Regions from separate parts of the Homo sapiens genome. Here all the other regions are linked to region 5. Evidence: chromatin loops called from intact Hi-C (ENCODE). Cell type or tissue: Caco-2. All regions are shown on one strand. Region 1 overlaps SIK3 (SIK family kinase 3). Region 2 overlaps SIK3 (SIK family kinase 3). Region 3 holds the start of APOC3 (apolipoprotein C3). Region 4 holds the start of APOA1 (apolipoprotein A1). Region 5 holds the start of SIK3 (SIK family kinase 3).

Evidence for each region. Hi-C counts contacts between places; a loop is a spot of excess contacts. Peaks named below come from ENCODE experiments on the same cell type or tissue, not always from the same donor. Only the 100,000 strongest peaks of a DNase experiment are listed, where the experiment ranks them.
Region 1: a loop joins it to region 5, with 5 times the contacts of the local background. A loop is called at or near these places in 20 of 110 quality-filtered maps.
Region 2: a loop joins it to region 5, with 5 times the contacts of the local background. A loop is called at or near these places in 103 of 110 quality-filtered maps.
Region 3: a loop joins it to region 5, with 2.7 times the contacts of the local background. A loop is called at or near these places in 11 of 110 quality-filtered maps.
Region 4: a loop joins it to region 5, with 6 times the contacts of the local background. A loop is called at or near these places in 11 of 110 quality-filtered maps.

The regions. Positions count from the first base shown.
Region 1 is chr11:116,925,333-116,930,332 of GRCh38, forward strand. SIK3 (SIK family kinase 3) reads right to left here. Exons shown (of 25, transcript NM_001366686.3): 4 at 1,887-2,048. Among named protein-coding and RNA genes, the nearest start is that of APOA1, 90 kb to the left of the region's middle. In Caco-2, CTCF peaks have their summits at 2,048 and 2,251; a DNase peak (open chromatin) is centred at 2,032.
Region 2 is chr11:116,877,141-116,882,140 of GRCh38, forward strand. All of the region lies in intron 6 of SIK3 (SIK family kinase 3), which reads right to left. Among named protein-coding and RNA genes, the nearest start is that of APOA1, 42 kb to the left of the region's middle. RefSeq lists a silencer at 2,915-2,964. In Caco-2, a CTCF peak has its summit at 2,861 (motif pointing right); a DNase peak (open chromatin) is centred at 2,877.
Region 3 is chr11:116,825,994-116,830,993 of GRCh38, forward strand. It overlaps APOC3 (apolipoprotein C3), which reads left to right and starts at 3,914. Exons shown (of 4, transcript NM_000040.3): 1 at 3,914-3,947; 2 at 4,577-4,644; 3 at 4,780-4,903. The coding sequence starts at 4,590. RefSeq lists an enhancer at 3,434-4,366. In Caco-2, a CTCF peak has its summit at 3,026; DNase peaks (open chromatin) are centred at 1,008, 3,158 and 3,808; H3K4me3 peaks cover 491 bases.
Region 4 is chr11:116,833,658-116,838,657 of GRCh38, forward strand. It overlaps APOA1 (apolipoprotein A1), which reads right to left and starts at 3,965. Exons shown (of 4, transcript NM_000039.3): 1 at 3,948-3,965; 2 at 3,688-3,750; 3 at 3,344-3,500; 4 at 2,094-2,754. The coding sequence starts at 3,730. The coding sequence ends at 2,151. It also overlaps APOA1-AS. In Caco-2, a CTCF peak has its summit at 2,550 (motif pointing left); DNase peaks (open chromatin) are centred at 2,567 and 4,174; H3K4me3 peaks cover 1,870 bases.
Region 5 is chr11:117,095,667-117,100,666 of GRCh38, forward strand. It overlaps SIK3 (SIK family kinase 3), which reads right to left and starts at 2,762. Exons shown (of 25, transcript NM_001366686.3): 1 at 2,477-2,762. The coding sequence starts at 2,749. RefSeq lists an enhancer at 1,270-1,319 and silencers at 2,641-2,690, 2,771-2,950. In Caco-2, CTCF peaks have their summits at 3,030 (motif pointing left) and 3,231; DNase peaks (open chromatin) are centred at 995, 2,155, 2,275, 2,915 and 1 weaker place; H3K4me3 peaks cover 2,870 bases.

The DNA.
Region 1 (5,000 bases), 170 kb before region 5:
TGCAAGAGGGAAGCAGGAGGGTCGGAATTAGGAGTAGGAGATGTGACAATGGAAGCCACAGGTTGGAGTGAAGGAAGGAAGGGGCTGAGCTAAAGAATGCAGGTGACCTTTAGAAGCTAAAAAAGGCAAGGACACATTTTTCCTTCAGAGCCTCCAGGAGGAACAGCCCTTGCTGCTGTTTTAACTTTCACCCTGTGAGACCCAGCTTGGACTTCTGACCTCCAGAACTACAGGCTAACAAATCTGTGTTTTTCCAAGTCATTAAGTTTGTGGTAATTTGTTATAGTAATAATAAGACACTAATCAATCTTTTATTACAGTTTTAAGGGTTGTGAAGTTTAGTAGGTATTATTAGTATTAATTTAATTGAAGCTACAACAAATAATTACAAAAGAAGGTTTGAAATTGCCAGGCTTTTCCATGCCACACACCTTTGTGGGAACTACCAGTATCTATAGAGCTTTGGAGAAAATAAAACCGACATGAGAGCAAAGGAAAAACATGATTTTATATAAGATAAAGAAAGCCTTTAATTCCTGTGTACTCTGTAATAAGCTAGTGCAGGAGTGAAAGAACTTATAAATGATATGAAAGTTCTAAACAAAAGTGTAGCTGTCAGTTTCAGATATATAAAAAGCTAGGTGATGCTCCAGGATGTAAAAGTGAACAGGCTTATCTACACAAAAGCAACTCTCAGAAGAATTGTGACCCTGCAAAGGTACCCTTAGGTAACTTTGACCTATGATAAAAATCCAAACTCTCAAATCCCACCTCTACTAAGGAAGAAAATCCTTAGAACTGCTTTATACCTTGCCTTTTCTAGACAATTACATTCTAGCTATATTTTAGTTTTCTATATGAGATGTCCTTCCTTTTATCTGGGAGACCGGGGATACACGATGCTATACCGGAAAGTGTCGGCAAACATAAATGGCTTATTTTCATATTTACAGTTTCTCTATAGATTGCAGTCACTTAATTTTATTAGTAAATGGTGAGTCTGTATTCATTAGGCAAAATGCTGATAGTTTACTAAAATTAAGCATGAACAGATCAAGGCAGTGAAAAGTGCTCTCAAGGCACTGTCAGATAAGCAGACTAGTAAAATTTGAGAAGACAAAAAGCTGGACTGCCTATAAGCCACTCTAAGATCTATTTTTCCTAAATTATCATACAATTACAGCCTTTAGAATAAGTATGCTCTGTGTCAGCAGTGACATAAATCAACCTTCTCAAGTGAAGGTGAGAGGGTATACAATTTTAGTAGTTTTCCTTTCCACTTTATTACATATTTTATTTCTTATGTAAAAAAGGACCCGTTAACCAAAGTAATAGTATTTTAAATATCACCTTTCCCTTCTTTCTCCCCAGCCTAGTTCCAGCTGATACTACATTAAAAATAAACAGGCCGGGTGTGGTGGCTCACGCCTGTAATCCCAGCACTTTGGGAGACCAAGGCAGGCAGATCACTTGAGGTCAGGAGTTCAAGACCAGCCTGCCCAACATGGCAAAACCCCAACTCTACTAAAAGTATAAAAATTAGCCAGGCGTGGTGATGCGCACCTGTAATCCTAGCTACTTGGGAGGCTGAGGCAGGAGAATCGCTTGAACCTGGGAGATGGAGGCTGCAGTGAGTCAAGACTGCACCACTGCACTCCAGCCTGGGCGACAATGAGACTCAGTCTCGAAAAAAAAAAAAAAAGGGCAGGGGAGGGGAAGTACTTTTAAAGTTTATCAATTTTCAGGCTATTTTTTTTTTCATCTTAAATTGTCCTTACTTTCACAATAGTTCTTTCTGAAGAGATGGAAACAGATAATCCCTTGCTTATAGAACCCCAAGGAAAAGCTCCTTTGTCCCTATCTGACATCCTCAGTACAGTTCTCACCTGCTATTTTGATATTCAGATTGGCATCCAGAAGTAAATTTTCAGCTTTTAAATCACGATGAACAATGTTCCGACAGTGACAAAAATAGACAGCTGTGACGATCTGTTTGAACTTCCGACGTGCCTCCTTTTCTGCCATTCTACCATGGGCCACCAGGTGGTCTGTGTTGAAGAAGAATACAGTCAGTTTTCATTTTGGACACTTGTGTAATTTCAAAAGGTAGACTTAAGGAGGGCTACAAGGGGCCCTCTCGAGTGAGTTAAAGAGGCAAAATGAGCAATGAGAGAACAACACATTGATAGTCCTGGTTTGCATCTATCAAAATTCATTAGTAATAAGTATCCAAACTATTTTAAGTATAAATCCTGTTATACAAAAGTATGCATAAGAACACACTTGTACTTTCATTAGGAAAAGAGAGTTCTGGTGTTTTTCAAGGGTCATAGAACTCACTACCTTTCTTTTCATATCCTCACTGCAGAAGACTGCACAGACATGAGCAAACACACACATGAAGATAAGTATCAGAAATATTTCCTGTGTTAAAGAGGAGGTAAAAAAGCAAGGCCCCAATATTAAATCATTTAAGGAAAGGGTGGACAGAAATTCGTCACTGCTAGGGGGAGAAAACTCCTCGACAGAGCACTCTGTTTAGGTTACTATCTTTCTGCTTTCTCAAAGTTCTTCGATTTGACATAAAAACACACTTACTCGGTAACTGTTCTCTGGAGTGCATAGCGATATACCTACATCTTTATATCTGCATTTATGGGGCTCACCAAATGGTTCTTACAAAATGATAATTTTTACAGATAACATCAATCAAAAACCAAGTGAAGTTTCTACCAACTCAAATAAAATCATTTCATTGGCCATGTTGTTAACTAAGGTATATCAAAAGAATTTACATGTGATAAAATCATAATACTATAAAGCAGGCTATCCTCAATATTCAAAAATGATTTGATGGATTAGCAGGTTCTTTAAGAACTTTCTAATAATAGCAGTAGGTTTATACCAAACCAACAACATACATATCTTTGACTCAGTTCTTTATCAAACCAACAACACATATAGGTCATGACAGCTAGTGGGATTAGAAATGTCAGCTATGATACAGTTGTTCTGTTAGAAATGTCTAATAGTCTCATGAGCACTGTCCTTTAATCAACTGATCTAGCTGGGAAAAGGACATATTTGCCATCCTAAGCATCCTGAGACAGTAGGAAAGTGAAAAATGAGGGAATATAGATAAATATATTGTGATTTATCAACAGTTTTGGTAGAATACACAATTGTTTTGGTGACATCTCACTCCCTCACAGGACCAGTCAGGTGTATCTTTCCTTCACCACAAAGAGGAAGTTCAGGGTAGCACATATTTACTAGCAATAACTGCCAAGACTGAGCGCTTGTGGCAAGAAATGGTAGGGGAGAAGGTTGAAGAAGGGGAGTTAGATGCCAGCCCATCTACAGAGCAGATTGCAAAATAATTCAAACTGCATTCTGACCACAAGAAATATAACATTCTGGAATGCAAATACTGTAGTCACTTTAAGAACATATCTTATATGTAGATAATATAAATCATTAAGAAAGATCCTCAAAGGAATTATTGTAATTTTTGTTCGCCACACACAAGGCTTTTGAAGCATCTCCCTCAAAAATACAAGTCATTGTTATAGCCAAGATTATCGATTTAATAGAAGAAAAAGGAGAAAATAAGAAGTCTTCCACTTAGCAGTTAAAAGGACTAGAATCAAGCTTTCCCTGGGAGGTCAGAGGTGGGGATAAGTAAGCTCCCACTCGGGTGTGTTTAGGCTTCCGGTGAGGTCTGCTATGAACTTTAAACAACACGAAGTCCAAACTAGGGAGAGTAACTTAACAGAAGCTGTGAAAGAACTGGCCATCCATCAGAGGTAGAATGCTATGTTTTAAGAGGCCATTTTCTAACAGTACCTGCTCCTCTGACCCCCTATTTCTCTTAACCCAAGGCCTAATTATTCTAATAATATGTTTTAGTTGCTAAACCTTGTCTAATTAAAGAGCTTTGAAGAGACAGCTATTCTTGAGAAACATAAAAATAAACCCTTATGAAGGTTTACCATCAGAAGCTCATTTGGCCAAGCTACCCATTAATTAAAATGCCCAAGAGACATTTGTCTGGCAGTAAATACTAATTACCAGAACACATCAAAGTGCTTCTTAAATGCTGCAGAATGATTAATTTCACAATTTCCAAAATAAGTGATTTCTTTTATTAAGAAAGTCTTTATAAATTTCTAAGTACCTTGTTTTCCTAAAGTGATTGGAAAGTTCTCAAAACTGTTATACGGGCCAGAAGCTGCTGGAATGCAGCCTAGTTCTGTTTTATCTCTACAGTGACACATCAGTTGTCCCTGGACAAATCATTTATCCTGCCAATACCCCCACCTCTTGATCTTCTAAATACAAGTAAACTCTGTTGCATGCTATACCCAAAGAAAGAACAGAATATTTGGGAATAAACGTGTACTCTGATTAAGAGTATCATACGTTAAAACTTTCACTTTCAAAGATGTTGCAAAAGACATTTTTGAAAAGGTCCACTGAATACTATATAGGGAATACTTAAACATCTAGTCAATAGAGCACAAAGTCCTTCAGGATTCTGCAGAGCTTAAAGGTGATTTTCTACACATCGATTGTCACTGTTAATGGTTCTGGTTAAAAGGTAGCTGTAACAGCGCACTGGGTAGTACAGCTTAAACTATAATACTTTCCCCAAAGTTACCTTCAGTACCCCTATAGTTATAGATACAAAGAAGATAAACAAATCACTTTTTTTTTTCCCCTGGACTCTAAATACACTTACGGAACAAATCACTTTTTTTTTTTAAAGTGTTCACATTAGATATTTGCTCCTAGCCATTGTGTTTAGGGTTCAAGTTTTCTTCTCTTTGGGAGCACTGTGCTCTTCACATGCAAGCTCCTTCCAGTGGCTCAATCGCATTCAGACCTCAGCCTCTGCCCTGATTTTTGCCCATCTTATCCCCCCAACCCCTACTCCCATTGGTTTGCTTTCACTGTAAACCTACGAGGTCTAGTGGGTGTGCCAGGAAGCCAGCAGCCTG
Region 2 (5,000 bases), 220 kb before region 5:
CCCTGCTTCTAATTTTGTCTCTCTTGCTCTTTGATCCTTACCTATTCTGTTGCTTATGCCACCAGAAGGGGCTAAGCAAAGGCAGAGAGAGGTGGAGAAAAAGAAACTCAAGTGTGGTAGTCTGGTTGTTGCCTTCACCAAAAGGCTGACCAGAAAAGGTCTGGGGATAATCCATGGATTTCATTTATTTATATTATGTATATGGCCCTATTTAACACAAGTAATGAAGAGTAGAATGGCCTCTAAAGAGATTCAGTATCTTACAAGGTTCTCAAAATATTCAGTTCTATCCTCCTAAATGTACCACCACGCGCATACTAATGCTTTTGGCTTAGGTGTGCAATACCCTTCTTCAAAACTCAGGGAACTTGAATTTCTGATGGCACAAGGTGTGTGGGGAGAGAGCCACAGGCTACTTCTCTCCTATGCCCTGGGATTCAGCTAGCCTTATTTATCATTTTCTTCTCAATGTTATTTAAATAGTCATAGGTATTTAAAACTGGGCTGTGAGCTACAGATATTCAGATCTATAGAAATTTTTCTCTGGGAGCTCGTATTACAGATTACATTGCAGAAAGAACAATGGATTCAAAATCAAGAAACGTATATTCTGATTTCAAAACCACCCTCTAAGTTTTCTCATCTATAAAATGTGGCTACTGAGGGTGATGAGAGTAATAGTTGTGATGAAGGCAGTGATGATGATACCAAAACAGCACTATTGATGCATCTTCTGAGCATTTTACAATTATTATTTCCTCATTTAATCTACACAGCAATCCTAGGAGGAATGTACTATCATTGTTCCCATTTTAGGAATAGCAAAAACCAGGCACAGGGAGGTAAAGAAACTTGTCAAGGTCACATGGCTATTAAGTCAAACCAGATAGCCTGACTCTTCACCTGGTTCTCTTAACCACAATGCTACCCTGCCCCTGTGGTGCAGAGTTGTTGGGGGATCCAAATCCCCCAACACTAATTCAGCACTGAACCATTAATTCAACATCTTTATCCAAGCCACCATTTCTGACTTACACGCTGCAAAAGTCTCCTACCCGGTCTTTCTGCTTCCATTCTTTCTCCATTACAATCTGTTTTCTATAGAGAGGCAAAAGGAATTTTTCCAAAGCATAAATTTGGGCATATCACCACTTTGCCTGTAACTCTCCAATCTCTTCCCATAACCCTCAGAATGAAATCTAAAGTCCTGGGCCTCCAAGGCTCCTACTTCTCTCTCTCCCTTTTTTTTTTTTTTTTACATAGAGTCTCGCTCTGTCACCCAGGCTGTGGAGTGCAGTGTGCGATCTCGGCTCACTGCAACCTCCGCCTCCTGGGTTCACGTGATTCTCCTGCCTCAGCTTCTCCAGCAGCTGGGATTACAGGCCTGTGCCACCACGCCCAGCTAATTTTTGCATCTTTAATAGAGGCGAGGTTTCACCATGTTGGCCAGGCTGGTCTCGAACAACTGACCTCAAGTGATCCGCCTGCCTCAGCCTCCCAAAGTGCTGGGATTACAGGCGTGAGCCACCGCGCTTGGCCCCCTACTTCCCTCTCTGACCTGGTTTCCTGCCACTATGCACATTTCTAGTTTTTGCACATGTTTAACACACTCTCATCCAATGGCCTTTACATGTGTTTTTTTGTTTGTTTTTTCCTTTAGTGGAAATGGCCATTCCTCAGATCTTCATATGATTGGCTCCTTGTCATTCAGGTAAGAGTTTAAACGTCACTTCCTCAGAAAGCTCTTCTTTAACCATCTACTCTAAGATGGGCCTCCAGTCACTCTCTATTACATCACATTCATTGTCTTCACGCAAATGATTTCTTTGGGAAACCATCTTGTTTATGTATTTACTTATTGTCTGACTCCTCCACTGCAATGCAAGGCCCATGTCTTTCTTTCTGTTGTACCCAGTATCAACTCTCCAGTACCTAAAATGGTTATTATATCTAGACACTTAGGAGCTGCATAAATATCTACTGAATATGTAAATAAATATTTGTTGAGTATTTAATCAAATGAGATTGTAATTGTGAAAATTTTTTTAAAATAAAATTTTCTATAGGTTTTTAAATTTTCTGCTTCTATTTAATCACAACCGTCCTGAAAACAAAACTGGCCAGTGAAAATAACAACAACAGTAAGACATTATTACAAAAAACTACTTTTGATATACCAAGCACTGTGCTTACCAACTTTATTACATTTAACCTTCACAACAACCTTAACTTAGAGACTATAATTAGCTCCACTTATAAATGAAGAAGAAACAAGATTTTGAAAGTTAACATATTCAACATGGCAAAGAAATGGTAAAGTTGGGACTTCTAAGCTGTGCTCTTGACTACCCTATTATACATCTCCACATGGATATAAATTGATCTACTTTTCTAGGGTGAATTCAACTCTTCAATTTCTATACCATTTGGCAAACACCATTCTATATTACTGTTGTGAAAAGAATACTACAAGTAACTAAGATAAATTACTCTTATTTTAATTTACTCTAACTTCAAAAGATAATACAACAAAGTTCCTATATCAAAATGATTTCTTACATCAGGCATCAATTTGTTGTTGCTTTACAATTAAAACTATATTCAAATGCAGTGTACATCTCAAAGACTTCTACATTCCTATAGAATAAAGTAAATGCCATCTACAACAGTACGCTTTATTAAAATTACATTTCCAGAGTAGTAAGGCTAGAGCCACAACTGTAGCAGCACCTGTATAGATTATAAATGTCATTGACACATATGTTTATCGTTTGCAGTTACTTAAGAGGACAAAAGTGTTCTTAATTTAGGAAGTTGTTAAAGACTCCTGTGTAGGGAGAAGGCTAGGACCAAACTGTTGTTAAGGCCTCTAGATGGCACTCTCCTGTTTTCCTTTGGTCTCCACACACAATTTAGTGCATAAGATGACCAAAGCTGAATGGTGTTCAGTTACAGGCTTGCTTTAAAACAGATTTTTTCCAAGGCAATTTCCTTAAAAGCAAACAACAATAACAACAACACCACCACACACACAACCAAACCAAAAACAGTACCATAATAATTCCTAATTAGAAGATATATCTAGTTCAATTTCAGGATCTTGAAACCTCTATTCAGTCATCCTTAACCATTATTTGGCCTCAGATGCCTTGAAAATTCTCCAAAAAAAAAAAAAAATCTGCACAAGAATTTATACACAAGACCTTGCATGTAACTTTAGACTACTCAACGATGTCCTATGAAGCCTGCATAGATCCCCCAGACCCTGGTGTCTACAGGCCCCAGATTAAGAACCAAAACAATTCTTGGTTACAGTGTCAAGGGCAAGAGCTTTTTAATCTTGACTATCCTACATAATATCGAACGTGCCAAGGAACAGAAATTTAACATTTTTCATATGTGGTGCAGATGGAAAATATGACAAAATGCAGAAAGCTAGAGTATCATCATCAATTCATATTTCCTAAGTGTCATGTAGTTCATGAAATTAAATTCAGATGAGATTTGAAGACACCATTCTACATAAAACATGGAAACAGGGTGAAAACGAGGGGAATAGATGCTCTCAAACCTAAGAACACAATCACCCACAGGACATTCAATTTACAAGCATGGAAAGATGGAGCCCTCACATTAAACAAAACATCAACTTTTCCAGATACCAAGAACTACTCTATTTTATTGTCTAAAAGGTCCCTGTTGGCCAGGCATGGTGGCTCACGTCTGTAATCCCAGCACTTTGGGAAGCTGAGGTGGGCAGATTGCTTGAGGCTAGGAGTTCGAGACCAGCCTGGCCAACATGGTAAAACCCTGTTTCTACTAAAAATACAAAAATTAGCTGGGTGTGGTGGTACACACCTGTAATCCCAGCTACCCGGGAGGCTGAGGTAGGAGAATGGCGTGAACCTGGGAGGCGGAGCTTGCAGTGAGCCGAGATCGCACCACTGCACTCCAGCCTGGGCGACAGAGCGAGACTCCGTCTCTAAAAAAATAAATAAATAAAATAAATAAATAAATAAAAAATAAAAGGGCCCCATTATTTGCTCCCACCCAAAAGGCAGGGCCTCTGATGCTAAATGAAACTGAACCACTTTGGGCAATGCAAGAATATGCTCCTCTGCTTGTGTGTGCCAGAGAAGCAGCTTCCCTTCAGAGCTGCTTTCATCTGCTCCATGCAAGACGCCAAGCGGTCTCCGCAGTGAGAGTCACTGTGGGCCCAGGAAACCTGATCTGCCAACAGAACGTTAACTAGAGGATGTTCAGCACAGGCCTTGCCCTGCTGCGCTGCCAGGCATTTGGATGACTTTGTGGGGAGAGAGCTGCTGTATGGGCAGGGTCCTAAAATGAGAATTAAGTTGACATAGCCAGTGTGAGTCCGTATCTGTGAAAGCAACATTTTTTTTCTTTTTTTTTGTCCTTGATAATAAAACAAATTTCTCTAAGTGGTTACAACAAACCAAAACAATTCTTGGGAGATAAGTCTTCTCCATAAGCCGTGTGGATTTGACTGAAAATAGTAATGTCCCTTTGGCATACCAAGAGAGCAAAAATGAGAGAAAGATACATAGAAAAGAGTAAAAAAAATAGGGAAGAAGAGAATGAAAGACTAATAGAGCAATTCATTCAACAATATTATTTAATCATTACTAACATTTATTGACCATTTACATGATAGGCAAAGTGCTAAACCCTTTAAGTTAATTTAAGCATCTACTTCACAAACCAACCCAATACTATTATCTCAATTTTATAGACAAAGAGAATTTAAAATCAGAGAAGTTGAGAAACTTGATCAGATAATAAGAGGCCAAAGCAGAATACAAATTCTGGTCAGTCTTACTCCAGGGAGCTCTTAACCTACATGGTACCTAAAATAAACACATTATTGGTATTCTGGGTTATGAAAACAAACCAAAACAATTCTCTCCTCTGGCAGATCAGATGCCATGTCATCTTCACAGGTTCCATCATGACAGAATCACCCACAAGCTAGGTTAGTA
Region 3 (5,000 bases), 270 kb before region 5:
ACTCCCTGGCTTGGCATCCAGGCTCCAACACGTACTGCCTGTGTGTCCTTGGGCAAGTCTCATAACCTCTCTGAGCCTCAGTTACCTTGGTGAGACATAACCATTGTACCTGCCTCCTAGGCTGTGAGGATTCACTGAGATGATCTTATAGTGCTTGCAACAATGTCTGGCACATAGGAAAAGTGATCACTAAATGTTAGCCACGTCTTACTCCTGCAAGGCTCACCTCCCTGGAACCCATCGGTCCCAACCCTGCTCCTGAATCAGGCACAGTCCAGCTTGCAGCGGGAGCAAAGGTCAGTACTCAGTGCCCCTGTCCCTTCCCCAGGCCAGAGGGGAGGAGGAGACTGAGTCACGAATGACACCTCAGCCGCAGTTTGACCTCCAGGACTTACAGTCCTAGCAGCCGGTGCCACTAGCATGTGAGAGGTCCAGAGGCGCTTCTGTCTCACCCGCCCGCCTGGGTGCACCCATGCTGGGAGCGCCTGCACCATTTGAGCATGTCCGAGAGCATCCACCAGAGTGTGTGTGGATTCACAGAAGTGTGCAAATCACTAAGAACCAAGGGACTGGCACAGCCCATGCGTGCACCCACGCTCGCGAGGGGACCTGCTGCCTTTCAACGTGGCGGGGACGTGACCTGTTAATGAATGTATTTACTTCCCAAAGTCTGAGGGTACGTTTTGCATCAATCTGTAGATGGATTTGTTTTGGGGAGCAGGGAGAGAATGAGAGCCCCCTGTGCTCAGTCTTAGAGGGTGCAAGTAGCTGATGGGAAGAGCAGACTGCCTTCCAGCCAGGCCTGGTCCTGTGAGTCAGGGACGTCCATCTTAGTGGGCATGAAAGGCCTGTGTGATCTCGAGGGAGACATCGCCTCTCCAAGCCTCTCCTTATCTGTGCAACAGGCAGACTTAATGATTGGTGAGGCAATGAGGCTGATAGCTCAGCATTAGCTACAGCCACCCCTCCTGGCCAACCACACAGGGATCAAACCAGGGGTCAGTCCAGAGGTCAGAGTCAGGAGCAGACAACTCAGATCCAGCCAGGGACAGGCAGGTCACACGGACATGTGCCTCACGTATGCTTCAAGGGGCCCTCCCCCGGGCAGAACTGAAGGACAGCTCCTGTTGCCATAGGAGGGAGCTGGGTGAGATACTAGGAGGAACTTCCGGCATGATGATGTGTGATGAACAAGGGCCTCTGGCCAACAGGTCTGAATCAGGGCTGCCCAGCCCAGCCTGGTGGGAAGGGCATGGAGCATGGGGGCTCATGTACTAAACCTCACCTGGACACAAGGTGAAACAGCCCAACCCCAGAGGACCATTTTTGGCCCCGGATGGTCAAATCCCCTCTTCCTCCCATCTACCACTGGCTTCTCCCTGGAGCAGTCTTCATCCCAGGGGAGCCATGATGGGAGAGAGGGGCAGCGCAGGCTGGCCACCAAGAGATCCCCTGCCGGGGTGCAGGTTGGACTGTTGGTGAGGGGCCACAGGTATTCTCAGGTACCAAGCCCTTGGAAGGAGACAAGGTACCAGGCTTCCTGGAGGTGTGCTACATCTAGCTCAGCACCCTGCCAGGTCTCTCTACCCACATGTCCTGACCTCCCTGGGTCCGTTGCCATGCGGGAGAGAGAGGCCAGGCTCCTCCAGACCCTCTGCAGAGATGGAAAGGCTTGGAGGGTCTGGGGCCACGGGACCCCGCCAGCCCATTCTAGCACACCCGGGCCCATAGACCTTGTTGCCTGCCCCTGCCTGGATCTGGGTCCCCACTGTGCCTTTGCCTCTGGGGCTATGGAGCAGGCCGCAGCAGAAGAGGAAAGGGCATCCCCAATACCAAATCCTCCAGTGACCACTTCTTCACCTTCTACCCCACCACCAAAGTCTGCAGGAGACTTGAGACAGGTTTGTTCTGGGCGTGTGACTGATGCCTCTATAGGGGTCTCAGTGCTCTAAGCCGTCTGGTATTTGCCTGGGGTGTGTGAAGACCTGGATTAAGGTTCCCAGCCTTACTACTAATGGGCTGTGCACTTGGAGCCCTTAGAGCCTTAGGTTTCTAACCTATAAAATGGACTTAACGTCTACTTCACAGGGTTCTATTTGCATTTTAACAGAAAACAAAGTCTTAAGTCAAAGGAATGAATCTCTCTCTCTCTCTCTCTCTCTCTTTTTTAGACCAAGTCTAGCTCTGTCACTGGAGTGCAATGGTGCGATCTCTGCTCACTGCAACCTCCACCTCCGGGGTTCAAGCAATTCTCGTGCCTCAGCCTCCTGAGTAGCTGGGACTACAGGCGTGCATCACCATGCTCGGCTAATTTTTTGTATTTTTAGTAGAGACTGGGTTTCGCCATGTTGCCCAGGCTGGTCTCGAACTCCTGGCCTCAGATATCCGTCCGTCCCAGCCTCCCAAAGTGCTGGGATTACAGGCATGAGCCACTGTGCCCAGCCAGGAATGGATCGCTAATAGAGGAATTCCAAGTCTCACCCACCGATAAAGAATTCTGAGGGCAGAGCCGGGCCACTTTCTCAGGCCTCTGATTTCATACTGTGGTGTTAGTTACTTCTGAGAGGACAGCTTGCTGCCAGAGCTCTATTTTTTATGTTAGAGGCTCCTTCTGCCTGCAGACTCTGCTGTCTGGGAAGGGCACAGCGTTAGGAGGGAGAGGGAGGTGTGAGTCCCTCCATGGACCCGCTGCTTTGTACTTCTCTATCTCATTTCCTTTTCAGCACCACTCTGGGCAATCAGTATTCCAGCCCCATTTTATCCTCAGAAAATTGAGGCTCTGAGATGTTATCTCTGTGACCTGGGTCCTATTACGTGCCAAAGGCATCATTTAAGCCTAAGATGTCCTGGCTCCAAGGTGTCAGCATCTGGAAGACAGGCGCCCTCATCCTGCCATCCCTGCTGCGGCTTCACTGTGGGCCCAGGGGACATCTCAGCCCCGAGAAGGGTCAGCGGCCCCTCCTGGACCACCGACTCCCCGCAGAACTCCTCTGTGCCCTCTCCTCACCAGACCTTGTTCCTCCCAGTTGCTCCCACAGCCAGGGGGCAGTGAGGGCTGCTCTTCCCCCAGCCCCACTGAGGAACCCAGGAAGGTGAACGAGAGAATCAGTCCTGGTGGGGGCTGGGGAGGGCCCCAGACATGAGACCAGCTCCTCCCCCAGGGGATGTTATCAGTGGGTCCAGAGGGCAAAATAGGGAGCCTGGTGGAGGGAGGGGCAAAGGCCTCGGGCTCTGAGCGGCCTTGGCCCTTCTCCACCAACCCCTGCCCTACACTAAGGGGGAGGCAGCGGGGGGCACACAGGGTGGGGGCGGGTGGGGGGCTGCTGGGTGAGCAGCACTCGCCTGCCTGGATTGAAACCCAGAGATGGAGGTGCTGGGAGGGGCTGTGAGAGCTCAGCCCTGTAACCAGGCCTTGCCGGAGCCACTGATGCCTGGTCTTCTGTGCCTTTACTCCAAACACCCCCCAGCCCAAGCCACCCACTTGTTCTCAAGTCTGAAGAAGCCCCTCACCCCTCTACTCCAGGCTGTGTTCAGGGCTTGGGGCTGGTGGAGGGAGGGGCCTGAAATTCCAGTGTGAAAGGCTGAGATGGGCCCGAGGCCCCTGGCCTATGTCCAAGCCATTTCCCCTCTCACCAGCCTCTCCCTGGGGAGCCAGTCAGCTAGGAAGGAATGAGGGCTCCCCAGGCCCACCCCCAGTTCCTGAGCTCATCTGGGCTGCAGGGCTGGCGGGACAGCAGCGTGGACTCAGTCTCCTAGGGATTTCCCAACTCTCCCGCCCGCTTGCTGCATCTGGACACCCTGCCTCAGGCCCTCATCTCCACTGGTCAGCAGGTGACCTTTGCCCAGCGCCCTGGGTCCTCAGTGCCTGCTGCCCTGGAGATGATATAAAACAGGTCAGAACCCTCCTGCCTGTCTGCTCAGTTCATCCCTAGAGGCAGCTGCTCCAGGTAATGCCCTCTGGGGAGGGGAAAGAGGAGGGGAGGAGGATGAAGAGGGGCAAGAGGAGCTCCCTGCCCAGCCCAGCCAGCAAGCCTGGAGAAGCACTTGCTAGAGCTAAGGAAGCCTCGGAGCTGGACGGGTGCCCCCCACCCCTCATCATAACCTGAAGAACATGGAGGCCCGGGAGGGGTGTCACTTGCCCAAAGCTACACAGGGGGTGGGGCTGGAAGTGGCTCCAAGTGCAGGTTCCCCCCTCATTCTTCAGGCTTAGGGCTGGAGGAAGCCTTAGACAGCCCAGTCCTACCCCAGACAGGGAAACTGAGGCCTGGAGAGGGCCAGAAATCACCCAAAGACACACAGCATGTTGGCTGGACTGGACGGAGATCAGTCCAGACCGCAGGTGCCTTGATGTTCAGTCTGGTGGGTTTTCTGCTCCATCCCACCCACCTCCCTTTGGGCCTCGATCCCTCGCCCCTCACCAGTCCCCCTTCTGAGAGCCCGTATTAGCAGGGAGCCGGCCCCTACTCCTTCTGGCAGACCCAGCTAAGGTTCTACCTTAGGGGCCACGCCACCTCCCCAGGGAGGGGTCCAGAGGCATGGGGACCTGGGGTGCCCCTCACAGGACACTTCCTTGCAGGAACAGAGGTGCCATGCAGCCCCGGGTACTCCTTGTTGTTGCCCTCCTGGCGCTCCTGGCCTCTGCCCGTAAGCACTTGGTGGGACTGGGCTGGGGGCAGGGTGGAGGCAACTTGGGGATCCCAGTCCCAATGGGTGGTCAAGCAGGAGCCCAGGGCTCGTCCAGAGGCCGATCCACCCCACTCAGCCCTGCTCTTTCCTCAGGAGCTTCAGAGGCCGAGGATGCCTCCCTTCTCAGCTTCATGCAGGGTTACATGAAGCACGCCACCAAGACCGCCAAGGATGCACTGAGCAGCGTGCAGGAGTCCCAGGTGGCCCAGCAGGCCAGGTACACCCGCTGGCCTCCCTCCCCATCCCCCCTGCCAGCTGCCTCCATTCCCACCCGCCCCTGCCCTGGTGAGATCCCAACAATGGAATGGAGGTGC
Region 4 (5,000 bases), 260 kb before region 5:
GCACAGCACCTGCACGTAAAGATGCTTGATCAATGTTGTCATGATTACAGTTGAGCTGACTGGGCCCTTGGGACCCGGACTGGAGTGGTGGGGGGCAGTGTCCTGGGACCAAAAAGAAGCACAAGGTCTCCCAATAGAGGCTGCTTCCTTTGTGTCCCCACCACCCGAAAGATGTCAGGTCAGAGAGCCCGAGAGCTGCAGATGGCTTGAGTAGGGCTCCACTCTTCAGATCAAAAAACTGTGGCCCGGAGAGGCGAAGGCACTTGGCCAGCATCACAGAGCCAGCACGTGGCAGGGCCAGACCTTGAGCCCAGGTCAGCTGCGTGTATTCTGCTCAGTTGGTGCAGAAAACAGTTTTGTCACTCCTATGTCAGGTGTTAGGGACTCCTTTACAGATCTCAGTGGCATCAGTACATCCAGCCCCACCTGGAGACTGCTTTCTCTCTGAAAATTCCCCAGGGCTTCTCTCTGGGCTGAGAGATCTCAGCACCCGTATCTAGAAAATGTTCCCACCCAGACCTGGCTGGATGACTGCTGTTGTAGCTCTGGAAGGTTAGGAACTAAAAAGCCCACTCCTTTACCTAGGGTAGCTAAGATACACTGGAGATGGGGACATGGGGATGGGGCCGATTATCCAGGGGCCTGCATGAGGGGGCAAAAGGCCCTGCAGAGAGAGGGTAGGGAAGGCACTGCCCAGATCTGTGAAGCCATGTGCGTGCACGCGGGGACATTCAGACATGAGTGCAAGGAGGGACCGTGAGCAGGGAGGTCATGTGAGAATACACAGGCATGCCTGCACACCCATGTGAACTTGAGTGCCAGGCCACACACTCTTTTTTTTTTTTTTTTTTTTTTAGCTGGAGTCTTGCTCCGTCGCCCAGGCTGGAGTGCAGTGGCATGATTTCGGCTCACTGTGACCTCTGCCTCCCAGGTTCAAGCGATTCTCCTGCCTCAGCCTTCCTAGTAGCTGGGATTACGGGTGCAAGCCACCATGCCCAGCTGATTTTTTTTGTATTTTTAGTAGAGACAGGGTTTCACCATATTGGCCAGGCTGGTCTCAAACTCCTGGCCTGAAGTGATACGCCCACCTCAGCCTCCCAAAGTGCTGGGATTACAGGCTTGAGCCACCGCACCCGACCCGCGCACTCTTTTCAATAATCATGGATGGCCAGGGGTGCAGGGTCTAAAAAGCGCGGCCTAGCCCATCCTGCTGTTCACTGGGCAAGCGACGTCACAGGTCCAGGCTTCAGTGTCCTCATCCATGCTCTGCGTCTGATGGCAATCTAGCCAGGATGTGGGGAAGGGAGGATGCAGTGAGAGCACAGATATGAGAGCATCTTGGAAATAAAAATGTACCTGCAAGAGGTGGTGGTGAATTTTCTTACTCAGGCCAGCTTCTGCCAGGGCTGGCAGAAAGAGGGGGTGGCATGGCATGGAGCCGCAGGGGGTGGAGGACTGGCTTCCACTGCTGTGCCTGAGGAAGCCGCGGCTGTTTCTGGGCGGGATGGGAGTAGTGGGAGGGGGATACTGGCCTTGTGAGAAGAAAAGGGAAGTGTCTGTTTGAGAGGTTTTTGAATTAGTAAAGGAGGACAGGCGCAAACTCCAAGCGCTTCACTTGCACCCGGGACCAAACCCCAATCCCAGTGGCTGGCTCCCTGAGGCCGCCCCGCTCCGTCCCGCCCCGCTGACAGCGGCTGGGCTGGAGAAGGCTCTATACGGACACACCTCTGGGGACGGGGAACCCACTGCTCCCAGCTAAAGCAACCCTGTTTCCTGGCCCGCCTCAGACAGGGCTGCAGGCCTTGTTTGAGCCCCTTTCAGGGCACCTGGCCTTGGATTGTCTGTGGCTTTGCCTGGTCCGCTGTGACTTCCTTTCTACTTGAGCCTTGCTAAGGCAGACTCTACTCCCTCACTCGTAAGCAGCCAGGCGTCCAGCAGGTCCTCCAACGTCGATCTTGGCCCTAAGACGTCCAGTCTGGGCACGGAGTTGTTGAGATCCGGCAGGAAGTCCCTGCTCCAGGGCCAAAGGCCCCACCCGGGCTCCCCCGGATGTCCCCGCACCCCCCTCTATTCTCCCAAAAGAAAGAAGCTGCTTCCCACTTTGGAAACGTTTATTCTGAGCACCGGGAAGGGGGGCGGCGGCGGGCGCCTCACTGGGTGTTGAGCTTCTTAGTGTACTCCTCGAGAGCGCTCAGGAAGCTGACCTTGAAGCTCTCCAGCACGGGCAGCAGGCCTTGGCGGAGGTCCTCGAGCGCGGGCTTGGCCTTCTCGCTGAGCGTGCTCAGATGCTCGGTGGCCTTGGCGTGGTACTCGGCCAGTCTGGCGCCGCCGTTCTCCTTGAGAGCCTCAAGGCGCGCGGCCAAGCGCTGGCGCAGCTCGTCGCTGTAGGGGGCCAGATGCGTGCGCAGCGCGTCCACATGGGCGCGCGCGCGGTCGCGCATCTCCTCGCCCAGTGGGCTCAGCTTCTCTTGCAGCTCGTGCAGCTTCTGGCGCGCGCCCTCTTGGAGCTCTGCGCGCAGCGGCTCCACCTTCTGGCGGTAGAGCTCCATCTCCTCCTGCCACTTCTTCTGGAAGTCGTCCAGGTAGGGCTGCACCTTGGCCTTCACCTCCTCCAGATCCTTGCTCATCTCCTGCCTCAGGCCCTCTGTCTCCTTTTCCAGGTTATCCCAGAACTCCTGGGTCACAGGGCCGAGCTGTTCGCGCAGCTTGCTGAAGGTGGAGGTCACGCTGTCCCAGTTGTCAAGGAGCTTTAGGCTGGAGGGTGAGACAGAAGGGTTGAGGGCTGGCCTCCCAGCGCCCCAGCCTATCAGGGGTGAGCCCTGGGTGACACCTGTCCGCGGAGGTGCAGTGGCCTAGCATTTCCAGTACACTCTCAACCAACACCCCTGCCCCGCCAGGCCATGCCCCGTTGTGCAGCTGGACCGAGGCACAGAGAGGAGCTAAAAAGGAGACAGAGCTGGGACTAGTGCCCAGTTACGTTGGTCTCCAAAGTGGGCCCTTGAAGGACCTCGCTTCTATGCCTCCAGCGCATTCTCCTCTCCGAAGACAGCCCACAGTCTTGCTGGGCAGGAGCAGAGGAGGTGGTGAAGAAGGGAAAGGGGCTTGCTACACTTGCAGGCACAATGTGGCTCTGTGATCACGCATCGGGCAGCCCTGGTCTGTCCTTTGCAGGGGACATGGGCTGTGACCCTGCCTGGAGATCCCATTCCAGTTTCTCCATCCAGACCATCTGTGGGGCCCAGCTCATCAGATATTAGGTGAGGACTCGGCCAGTCTGGCTTCAACATCATCCCACAGGCCTCTGCCCCCTACCCCTGCCCTCAACCCCAGGCTGGGTCCTTACTTTAGCTGTTTTCCCAAGGCGGAGCCTTCAAACTGGGACACATAGTCTCTGCCGCTGTCTTTGAGCACATCCACGTACACAGTGGCCAGGTCCTTCACTCGATCCCAGGGGCTCTGGGGGGGTTCATCTTGCTGCCAGAAATGCCGAGCCTGGCTCCCTGAGGGTGGGAGGGGAGACCCAGATCAGGCCAGCTGTGGGCTGAGATCTGAGCCGAAAGGCCAAGCTTGGAGGTGGGGGAGAGGGGGCCAGTGAGAAACCTGCTGCCTCTGCCCAGGAGGGTGGGCCACGGGGATTTAGGGAGAAAGCCCCCCGATGGTTGGCTCCCTAGGTTAGGGGACACCTACCCGTCAGGAAGAGCACGGCCAAGGTCAGCACCGCAGCTTTCATCCTGAAGGGCCGTGGGGGACCTGGAGGAGAAGAAGGGCCTGGCTGAGTGGGGTGCCTTCAGCATGCAGAAGCCCCGTGCTCCCCCACTCATTGCAGCCAGGTGAGGAGAAGGGCACAGAGCGGGAGAAGACCTCAGGTACCCAGAGGCCCGGCCTGGGGCAAGGCCTGAACCTTGAGCTGGGGAGCCAGAGTGACCGGGGCAGGCAGCAGGACGCACCTCCTTCTCGCAGTCTCTAAGCAGCCAGCTCTTGCAGGGCCTATTTATGTCTGCAGCCAGGGTCTGGGCTGGGAGGCTGATAAGCCCAGCCCCGGCCCTGTTGCTGCTCACTGGTCCTGGCAATGTGGAACTTAAGAGTTCAAGGATCAGCTCTGTCCCTGGGGCTGGGCAAATAGAGTGGGCAAACAGCAAGCTGCGGGGGCTGCAGGGCAGGGGTCAAGGGTTCAGTGGGGGCGGGAGGGGAGTGTCTGCAGGCTTGCAGGTCTCCCGGGTGGGGTCGGGGTTCCCTGCACTCATCCCCTTCCCCTCCATGGGAGTGTGTGGGCAGTTGCCATTGTCCATTGTGTTGGCAGAGGAGGGGAGGGGAGGGACGCTGGGACTCCTCCACCAAGGAGACTGCCTCCCCCACCACCAGCATTCCAGGGAGACTACTTCACTCCCCTCCCCCTTCCCCCGCCCTGTCCTCCCACCAGTGCTCTTCTTTAGTCCCCAGCAGGTCCTCCAGGCCTCTCTCCAAGCCTCCCAAACTGGTAAACCTGGGGAGAGGGGAGAGCCCTCCGTGGCTCCCAGACTGAGGTTTCGGAGACCTCTTGCATTTCAAAACACTCCAGAGATCAATTCGGAGCTGCCAACTTTTAATTTTGTCATGTAAAGATATTGTCCGCCTCCAAAAAACCCTCACCATCTACAGTGACCATCACTTCAAAAAGGAAAGGCTTTAACAAAAAAGGGCATAATCTCAGAATTACATTACAGAATTGAAGCCCCTTAGATTGAAGACGTCTCCCTTTGCATTGTTCACACTTATATTTGATCACGCACAGGTGTGACTGGATCTCAGCCCTTGGGAAGCCCTGGTGTGGGGAGAAGACCTCTGGGCAAAGGAAGTGGCAGGAGACCTGCTTTCTCATTTCACTTGGCCTCCATCTTGCTGGAGGAAGATCGTGGGCAAGTTATATAATCTCTCTGAGCCTCGGTTTTCTATCTGCAAAATGGGGCAAGAATGGTCAGGGTTGTTGGAGGCCCCTGAGACAGCCTGTGAATGTAAAGTGC
Region 5 (5,000 bases):
TTCAGAGAAGCATGGAGCAGGCCAAAATATGCTCCTAGTTCACCCAGAGCACGTGACAACTCCTTGTGAATTAAGCTTCACTCATGTAGTCAGAGTAATTTAAGCAGCAAAAGATATAGCACTTGTAACTGTAACTAGGAAATTGCACACTGCTACAGAAACACAAATGAATGCTGGTGTGGCTCCTTCACACATGCAACTCATTGTCCAAGCCATTTCAGTCTCATTCAAGACTTTGAATATTTCCATACATAGGAATTGCACAACTGCATACCACAAATGATCAAAGATAAAAACCAACATAAACAGTGACACCCGTTTGTAAACAAGCCAGTGTTTAAAATGCTGCAGTCCTAAAGGATACCAAGGTCTCAGAGAAAAACTATGAAAAACACACGCACGCACATATACACACACATGAAAATTAGAAAGCGGGCAGACCAGCCATAATTAGGCACTGGCTTTGCTGACTACTGAAGATAGAAATGTCTCTTTTATATTAAAGCCAAGAATCAACTGTTTGCAATTACATTTACGAAAACATTCAACCCTGTCTGTAACAGATTTTATCAATATTTTGGTGTATCCAAGGGCTGGAAGATTCAAAATTCTTTAAATCATGAAACCATAAACCAGGCAACCAATTAAGTTCATGGAGACTATCCCCCAGAGGTCAGAGCAAAATAACCACAGGAGCACAAAGTGATTACACAGAAAATAGGCAGAAAAAAAGGAAAGAAATAGCAAAACAAGGAACAAGGCATATTGTTTGTAAATGTAAGTTTGCCTTGGCTAATAGTCAACTAGACTGGAAACACGGTGAGGGGCTGGGGTGGCAAGTGAGGAGCACACCAAAGTCTTGGCTCAATCGACTTCCCCTGACTTCCCCTCAGGGTCTGAGGGAGCCCTGGACTTTGGTATCTCATTCAGCTCTGACCTGCAGACTGGAGGCCCTGTGATAAAAACGGACAAAAAGGCTGAAGAGGGCCCTCCAGAGGAAGTGAAACTGACCAATCAATTCGCCACAGCCACCCACCCTGACACCCTGGTAAGAAGGGCCCCTTGTAGCCTCAGGCAGAAAGATGGTGGGGAAGGAACTTCAGGTTGCAAGTGATCAGGAGAGAAGGCCTAGATAAGTCACTGGCTTCAGAAAACAAGCCACTGCCAAAAAAGCAAAAACAAGGTAGGTCATGACAACCAGAGGCTAGGCTGAGGAGGTGAGGGGAATTGATGTGGCTTTGGTAGGAGGCGGCAGCAGCTGTAAGGGTTCTTCATTCCTCAGGCTGAGGGAAAACACAAGCTGCAGTTCTAAACATAATGAATGACTACATTAAAAGTATTCATTCAAGTAAGATATTGAGCAAAGAAAATTTTAGAGTAAAAATGGGCTTTGCGGGTTCCACCAAAACCAAAAGATTCCTCCTGATGTCTTAGATTCCAGTCCTCCCAACGAAGGCTACATGAAAGTGCTACCATATTTCCTCAAAGAATTTTACATGCATACATATATAGCTTCCTAATTGACCTTGGCCAATTTCACTCCTATAGCGCCTCAAATCCCTTTGAGAACTAAGGGCTCGATGAGTGTAATCTCCCGGTGTCTGGGTTCTTCAATCACAAGCTTCCCCCCAACCAGTAAAAGCCCACCCTGGGTTCTACAAAGCCCACAATTCCCGACCCTCCAACAACTAAAAATAACCAGCAATCAGCTCTCCCAAATTGTTTAACCCCTGACTACCTAGTGCCATCATAAACCTGGGACAGCCCCCACCCCCACCTCACTCCCCCATTCCCTGGGCCCCTTCCTGTGGACAAGCAAAGCAATTTCCCCCTTATTTCCCCATTTTCCTCATTGCCTCCTCCACTAATCGTGTCTCCTCGGGATCCCCTTCGCACCATCTATCAGTCTTAGATGATCAAATGCGGATTCCTGTCTCTGTCTTAAGGCACCAGGATCCTGGGACCTCCCAGCGCCCTGCAGACGTGCACATTCCCAGTCCGTGCCCCAGCCGTCCTGGGTCCCCTTACAAGCCCGGGTCTGCCACTTCACCCTTGTTTTTCCCCATCCTCCGGGTCCACATTTCATATGCCCCTGCCCTCATTCCCTTATGATTCCCTAGCTGCTGGTTCCAGAGTCTTCTGGGCTTACAGTCTCCCGGCCCTCGGGGAGTTCCGACCCCTTCTTTCCAATCATCCCCTTTACCCGCCTGCCCTCAGCCCCGAGGACCCCTCCCCGCGCCCGGCTCCTGGGCGCCGGTGCTCTGTGCCCTCGGCCCCCTGCTTGGAGTTCCGCCGTCTCGAGTCCCAGGTGTCCCTAGCTCCGCGCCCGCCCCGCCGCGGCTGGCTCCCTCCCGCCTCCCGGCCCCCAACGCTCCCACCACGCGCCGCGCTCGCCGCCCCGACCCCCCGGCTGGGGGGCGCGGACCTCTCCCGGCCCCGCCACGCTCCGACTGCCGCCTGGCCCCTGCGCCGGTACCTTGGCCTTGGTGACGAGGTGCGTGGCCCGCTTGACCACCGCGAAGTTGCCCTTGCCGATGGTGCGGTCGATCTCGTAGTAGCCGATACGGGCGGGCATGGGTCCGCGGGAGGCCGGGGCTGGGGGACGCGGCTGGCCGGCCGCAGGGGACACGGCAGCGGGGGCGGCTGGGGACCCCGGCGCGGGCGGAGGCAGCAGGCGGCCCGCGGGCCCGGCTCCCCCAGTCCCGGCCCCGGCAGCCCCGCCAGCTCCGCTCGCCGCCGCCGCCGCCATCTTGTTGTGCAGTGAAACCTCCGGGGCCGCGGGGAGCCGGCTCGGGGGAGGGGGCAAGGGGGGGCGGGAAAGGGGGGGCCGCGGACGTCACTCGGGGAGGCGGGGCGCTTTCGCCGACCGGCGCCCGGCTCCATGGCAACCGCGGGTCACGTGCCGACGCGCGTCACTGCCCGGAGCCATGGCAACCGTGACCTCACCGGCGGGCTCGACCTTCCCGCGTGGGCCCCGGTTCCTGAGGCGCTGGCTCCCGGGTGCCCCCCTCCGGGAGCTGGCGGTGGGAACCTTCGATGGGCCCCCAACCTCGAAGTCTCCGCCACCTTTCCCGAGTGGGGGGCGCAGGATGCCCGACCCAAAGCCAACCCCCCACCGCCGCTCGAATCGCCAATGTGACCTCTGCTGTGACCTCTGTCCCAGTTCAACGATCACCCAACCTCCCTTAACAAAAAAAAAGTGTTTCCTCATCACCAAAAATACCAGCGTTGTCCCACTTTAGCCCTTGAGGCCACAAATGCAGGAATAGCTACACTCTTGAAGCAACTGTAACCAAGTTGGTAACAACGCAGGGGAATTCTTCGGTAAAATTCCTTCCTCTTACAAAATCCAGCTCACCCTGCACAGTCAACCTAATTGTCACCGAATATAGGAGAATGGGGAAACTAGGATTTGCGTGTTCAAGGGCGGACAAGCCAGTCCAAACAGGCATTCCAGTCATTGGGTGGGTGACAGCCAAAGAAGGTACGTCATTTTCCTTCCTACCACCCCCATCTCTGAACAATTCTACAGGGATGTCTGTCAGAGTGCCTACATACTATTTCTGTTGCTTGTATAACCCTGATGAAGCAGTGGTGCGCATTGTCCAATGAACCACGTCGTGTTTAAACAACAGTCGGTTAAGCAAAATAAATAAGTAAATAATAAAAATTCCATCCTTCCTAGTGACTCTCCGAGGACATTGAGGGTCATCAAGTTAATAACTCCAGCAATTTCATATCTCTTTTTCTTCCCTTGCCTATTACCTGCATCCTTCATAGCTCCCAGGCTTCCTCCTCCTCTCTCCCCTTCCCTTTATTAAATAGATTAACTTAGCTGCTTTAGGTGAGGGTTGCAGGTAGGAAATCAGACTGTCAACAAAATAGTCTTTGGCAGGCTGGGTGGAAAGGAGGGAAGATTGTGAATATTCCAATGTTAAAATGTATTCCTTTGGACTAGTCCTGATCCATCCATATCTATGTCTCTCTCAATGGTAGAACTGTATTGTGAGGTCACTGCATGCACAGTATTAAAAACTGACACCCAGGGCACTGTAAATGTGTGGAAGGATAACTCGTGTTTACTCGCTGACCAAAGAACACCTCCTGGTGCTCCAATTCCCTATCCAACCATGAGTAATGGCTGGGACTTAAGATGGGACAGAGGGGTCATCCCACAATGGTCTTGGATCTATTCCCTGGTAGCTGTTCCAAACTGCCAACACAATTAACACTAATTGGCTCCCTTATTAGCAACTAAAGATAAGAATGAAGTGGGCCTTGGCTTCTTGCATTGGTTAAGCCCTTTCATCAGCTGAGCTCATTCCATCCCAGATAAATGATGGGGTGTGACCTGCCTCTCCTATCACTTCATGGCTCTCAGCTGCCTCTAGCAGGGACTATAACTTTGGTGCTGGGCTTCACAGCTGCAGTTTTTGGGTTTTTGTTTTTTTTTTTAGACAGAGTCTCACTCTGTCACCCAGGCTGGAGTGCAGTGGTGCAATCTCAGCTCACCACAACCTCCACCTCCCAGGTTCAAGCCATTCTCCTGCCTCAGCCTCCCGAGTAGCTGAGACTACAGGCGCACACCACCATGCCCGGCTAATTTTGTATTTTTAGTAGAGACGGGGTTTCGATATGTTGGCCAGACTGGTCTCGAACTCCTGACCTCGTGATCCCCCCGCCTCAGCCTCCCAAAGTGCTGGGATTACAGGCGTGAGCCACCGTGCCCAGCTACAGCTGCAGTTTTACCATCTCCCTGGGTGTCTCAACAGAAACCTTAGCTGGCTAGTAAAGCAAATAAAAAAATCTTTCACTGTGGAAGCTGCAGGAGCAGCACTGAAACCATTCTTACTGATGACTGTATGATCACAGAGTGTCCTCCACTAATGGAGGTAATTCGAACATCAAATATCAGAACTTTTGCTACTCTCTCAAGAGTGTCAAAAACAAAAACAACTCTGGGAAGGACCTAGAAAATGCAGCATTGTTCTAATTTCCAC